Regions from separate parts of the Homo sapiens genome. Here region 1 is linked to region 2. The links are chromatin contacts, found by Hi-C in ENCODE. All regions are on one chromosome and are shown on one strand. Each heading gives the region's core, a stretch centred on a gene start or an enhancer-like site at or near the end of the contact. The rest is flanking DNA. Distances are from core to core; before and after follow the strand shown. Region 1 overlaps MFAP5 (microfibril associated protein 5). Region 2 holds the start of PTPN6 (protein tyrosine phosphatase non-receptor type 6).

The links. Hi-C counts contacts between places; a loop is a spot of excess contacts on that map. Pooled maps may share reads with other maps.
Region 1: a map with no recorded cell type shows a loop between it and region 2 (6-fold over the local background). The contact joins the enhancer-like site here to the promoter of PTPN6 in region 2. A Hi-C loop is called at or near these places in 3 of 37 single-sample maps with no recorded cell type and 3 of 50 pooled maps.

Annotation. Positions count from the first base shown.
Region 1 is chr12:8,647,465-8,650,165 of GRCh38, reverse strand. It overlaps MFAP5 (microfibril associated protein 5), which reads left to right. Exons shown (of 10, transcript NM_003480.4): 9 at 592-665; 10 at 1,963-2,701. The coding sequence ends at 2,075. Among named protein-coding and RNA genes, the nearest start is that of MFAP5, 14 kb to the left of the region's middle. RefSeq lists an enhancer at 1,090-2,289. Within about 2 kb of position 1,310, at least 2 of the 41 ENCODE cell types and tissues checked have a DNase peak (open chromatin) inside an H3K27ac peak, as active enhancers do.
Region 2 is chr12:6,950,106-6,952,805 of GRCh38, reverse strand. It overlaps PTPN6 (protein tyrosine phosphatase non-receptor type 6), which reads right to left and starts at 1,450. Exons shown (of 16, transcript NM_002831.6): 1 at 1,286-1,450; 2 at 1,075-1,197; 3 at 629-823. The coding sequence starts at 1,293. RefSeq lists enhancers at 1-282, 283-1,216, 1,217-2,152.

The sequences.
Region 1 (2,701 bases), core at 61-2,560, 1.7 Mb before region 2:
ATATTAAGCCTGACTTTAGGTAGAGTGTGCAAAGTGTCACTAAGAAGAATAACTAAAACAATGGCCTTTGCAACAACTTGGATGGAGCTGGAGGTCATTATTCTAAATGAAGTAACTAAACAATGAAAAACCAAATATTGTATGTTCTCGCTTATAAGTGGGAGCTAAGCTATGAGGAGGCAAAAACATAAGAATGATATAATGGACTTTGGGGACTCAGGGGAAAGAGTGGGAGAGGAATGAGGGATAAAGGCTACACATTGGGTACGGTGTACACTGCTTGGGTGACGGGTGCACCCAAATCTCAGAAATCACCACTAAAGAACTTATCCATGTAACCAAAAACCACCTGTACACCAAAAACTATTGAAATAAAATTTAAAAAACAGAAGAGTAATTAATACCATTCCCTCCCCTATTTTCCAGTTGGGGGGCAAAAGTCTGAAATACTTAAGAAAATACAGTTGGGGAAAAGCAGATAGGGAAAGTGGGGAATATGAGAGTTGAAGAGGCATCCCAGACCCAGGTGAGTTCTCCTCTCAAGGCTTTCTTCCATCTCCTTCCTTGCCTATGACACTGGGACGTCTGCAGTTTACGACGTATGTACATCGTCAACAAGGAGATCTGCTCTCGTCTTGTCTGTAAGGAACACGAAGCTATGAAAGGTAAGATGATGTCTGGATGTTTAATGGAGAGAAGCAGTTATGAGAAGGGTAGATAGGGACATGATATTACTATATCCAAAGTCTGGTACTAGAGGAGGGCTTCAGGCTACCCCCTTAGAGTCCATCAGCTCCTGCTGGAAGTTATCTCAAATAAACAATCTACATAAAGCAGTATGCTTGATATACAAACATAACCCTAAGAAAAGTACCCCTAGATCCCTGTCCTACTAGATTGTAACCCCACAGTGTCTCCTACTTAGAGAGCTTTCTGACACTCTGGCTATTTTAAAGATCATTCACTGGGGTTCTAGGGAAAATTTCAAGTCAGCCATTACAGATAATAGACTCTGCTAGTCCGCAGCCATGTTCATAACTAAAAATAAAACATACACACGCACATGCACTAATTTGGAGACAGTAAGGTTTGGATAGGGCCTATAAATAAAAAATAGATGGGACATTTAGAAATCAGCTATGTTATAAATAGTTCACCAATTCCAAGAACAATGAACATTTCTTACTGTGACATTTCAGGTAGAAGAAGGTAGAAAGATGTTATGGGGCAATTACGAGGGCCCAAAATGTGTGGTTGTAGACCATACATGGTGGAAACAAAGATACTCTCACCTTCCCCATGGCCAGCCCCGAACGATGGCTGTGGTTGGTGAAAACACCACAGACAAAGCCATTTCTGACTCAGCAGCCCGCTTTGTGCTGAGTTCCTGAGTAAGAGCTGTAGTTAACTTCGCAGAAGGAAACTTGCTGTGTGCCCCCATTGGCTTTGTGCAAGCCACCTGCAAGGGAAGCACCTTGAGATTGAGGATGGGTATTTGGGACTCTAGGCACTTTCAAGTATCTCAAGGGACTTCCTAAAGTTAGCTGTTTGCCCATAGTAAGCACGTAAATGTATACTGAATGATTGGATCTCATTTTTCTATTTAATAGATCCATGATTAGAAGAATTGGCAGCTGGATATATAAAGGAAACTAACATTTACTGCTCACCTGTGCTAGGTACTTTGCATACATGATTTCATTTTAATACTCAGAAATATACTGTTGAGGTAGGTATTTTAATTCTCATTTTACAGAAAGGGATAGTGAGGTTTATAAAATTTAAGAAACTTTCTAGGAAGTGGCAAATAACTAAAGTAAGTGGCAGAGCTGGTTAAAACCCGGATCTTTTTCTCTCCAACCTTTTCACTACACCACACTGAAAAGTCTTCTCTATCCCTTAAAACAAGAGCCTTTGTTATCTTCTGCATTCTCTTCCCATGATGTTCTGCTTCTCTTCTAGATGAGCTTTGCCGTCAGATGGCTGGTCTGCCCCCTAGGAGACTCCGTCGCTCCAATTACTTCCGACTTCCTCCCTGTGAAAATGTGGATTTGCAGAGACCCAATGGTCTGTGATCATTGAAAAAGAGGAAAGAAGAAAAAATGTATGGGTGAGAGGAAGGAGGATCTCCTTCTTCTCCAACCATTGACAGCTAACCCTTAGACAGTATTTCTTAAACCAATCCTTTTGCAATGTCCAGCTTTTACCCCTACTCTCTACTTTTTCACCCAAACTGATAACATTTATCTCATTTTCTAGCACTTAAAATACAAAGTCTATATTATTGCATAATTTTGCTGCTTCTCAATATCATAGACACAGTGAATAGATGATGACTATATGGCTTATATACAAACATTCTATGTACAATTTCAAGGGAGACTAAACTTTAGGCTAATAATCTTTACTATTGAATCTGTCTGATATAGATCTTAGGGTTGAAGAAGCTATCTTTGTCTATTTGGGCTAACCATAGAATTTCATTTATTTTCCTCACAATATTTTCCTAGACCAACTCCCCATCATTCACGTGTTCCTCTTTACTCTTACTTTAACTATTTTGCTGGCTTGCCCGAAAATTTGCCTGGCAAGTCTTCCTTATAAGACACATCATGGTAAGTTTTGTAGTCCTGTAAGATTCTGCAACACAGTCAAGAATTATACAATCCTACTAGCAATATATAAGGACCCAAAATGTCTT
Region 2 (2,700 bases), core at 201-2,700:
CACAGGAAGGAAATGCCTGGAGTATTACTCTGTGCCCGGGACAGCGTGAGACACTTTACACAGGTGAACACTTCACATCGTGCTCTCAATGATCTCTGTTTGGGCCGGAGACCTATTTGACCCCACAGGACAGACCCATCCCCACGGGGCGGCTGGGACAAGGCATCAAGTGTCTTGGCAAGCATTCATCCCCATCTTCACCCCAGTGTCAGCTCCTCACTGTCCTAACATGTGCTGGGGTGAGGGGCAGACGGAGGAAGGCAGGCTCGATTCCAGAGGAAGAAGAGCTTTCTAACAACAGAGCTGGCCTGCACGACATGCTGGCCACCAGCAGTGGCCTCCCTGTCTCCAGTGGGACCTGGGTTGCAGCGGCCAGGGCTCCCGGAGTAGGGCGAGGCAGCTTTCTGTGGCTTCCTCGGGGTTAGGTGGAAAGGGTGGTAGGTTAGGCTCTGAGACACCAGGTCCCAGGACAGCAGGGAGGAGGGACATTGAGAGCCCCAGCTGGTGCAGGGAGGGGAGGGGATGGAGGGTAGGCAGCGCCGGCTGCCAGTCTCCCTGCCTCCCTGGCTGTTCAGGGTGGGAGCCGGCTCATCCCTGCTTGGGAATGGCGGGGGTGCGGAGCCCTCACCTCTCACTAGTGGGATCGGAGCAGTTCAGCGGGTACTTGAGGTGGATGATGGTGCCGTCGCGGTCCTGCAGGACACCCTGCTGCTGAGTGTAGTACTCCACCAGCTCTGTCAGAGTCGCAAACTTCTCCCCTCCATACAGGTCATAGAAATCCCCTGAGTTCTGGATCCGAATATGGGTCACCTGATCCCCCACCCTGCAGGGCACCAGGCGGTGAGGCCAGTCGGTGCAGGAGTAGAGGCAGGAGGGCAGGGATCGGCTGAGGTCCTGGGTGGGGGCACACATGGGCATGGGTGGGCACAGACAGGGATGGGGAGTGTGGGGGTTGGGGGCAAGGGAACAGACGGGGAGTCAGCACTGCCACGGGGAACCAGGAATGAGTGGTTCAGGGCCTGGATGGCACAAGAGAGTGGCCAAAATGCCCGGGGTTGCGGGGGGCCCACCTACCTGACGGAGAGCGAGAAGTCACCCTGGTTCTTGCGACTGGGCCGAGCCAGGAAGCTACCGTGGACACCTCGGCCCTTGAGCAGGGTCTCTGCATCCAGCCCACTGAGGTCTCGGTGAAACCACCTGGGCGGCCCAGGCAGGGCAGTGAGGAGGGGTCCCGTGGGCACCAGGCACCCTTGCCTCCTGTCTACCGTGGGTGGCAGGCCCTTACCTCACCATCCTGGGGGCTTCCGGAGAGGAAGGGGGCGCAGGGAATGAGGAGGTGCAGCTAGTCTGGGCAGGCAGAGAGCTCAGGGACTAAGCCTCAGATGCAGCTCCCAGTGCCGGGCCGCCTCACCACCCCCGGTGGTCCCAGTTCTGGGGCTGCCACTCCACTGGCCTGGGGCAGCCGGCAGGGCGGGGACAGGAAGAGGCGCGGCCGACCCCTTGGGGGAACTCACTTGTACTTCTCGTTTTAGAGCACAGCAAGGGAAGAGAAGCAGAGCAGGGTGGCACTGGGGGTGGGGACGGGGCCCACTTCCCACACGTCTGCAATCAAAGGCTCAGGAGCATGGCATTGCACATATGTGACAACACATGCAGTAAGGACACATGTGTGCCTTGCACACTCCAGGCCCAGATAATACTTCACGCATGCGAACCCAGACGGTCCCACGGCATCTCTCCCTCCTCCACCAGCTGCTTTTACGCAGCCCTCCCTGGCCCACGCTAATAACAATGATGGCGGTGACAACTGTCATCGAGTGAGTCCTGCTGGATGCCGGGCGCTGTGCTATAATGGCGTTCACATGCCTTGTCTGATTGGTTTCTCACCACAGCCCTATGAAACAGGGGCTATCTTTATCATTTTACAGACAAGGAACCTGAGGCTCAGGGAGTTTAAGGCATTGCCTGAGTCCATCAGTGAGTCAGCTGCAGTGCCAGGATTCAAACCCAGACAGTCCGGTTCCAAAGCCAGTGCTTTGAACTCCTATACACCAGCCCTCAGGGCTTCAAAGAACAGAGATTAAGAGCCTCCTTGTCCAAAGGGGCTGCCATGGGAGCAGGAGACTAATAGTTAAGACCTTGCCAATGCTTGCAAGAGAGAAGGGTGCCCTCCTCTAACCAACATATGCAGTTTGTCCATGCCACTGTGGCAGAGGGATGGACAACATGACCCTGAGCAGCCCTGTCAACATGGGTCCTTTCTAATTCTTGTCCCTAGGCCTCTGCCCTGCCCCAGCACTCCCACCAGGGGGCCTATCTCCTGGGGGGCTGGGGGACAAGGTCCTCACCATGGCTGATTTTCTCAGGGCTGGTTGATCTTAGAGGCCCTAAACACTAAGGTATATGATGCTGCCTACCTGTAATTCCAAATACAAACATCAACACCGCCAAACCAAAACGAGGAAAAGCAGCTCAACAGGGGATACATAAGAAACACATATTGGTGGCTTCCCCTAGGGAGGGAAACTGGGTGGCTGGAGGACAGGGCTGGGGGAGACACTTGGTTCTCTACATACCTTTTTGAATGTTATATGATGGGCATGCATTACCTTTATAAAAATAAATATGCTAACTGGGAACAATTTCTGGGAAACTTTTAGGGTACAGGGAAGGCTCTTTGTCTCTATCTGGATGCTGTTT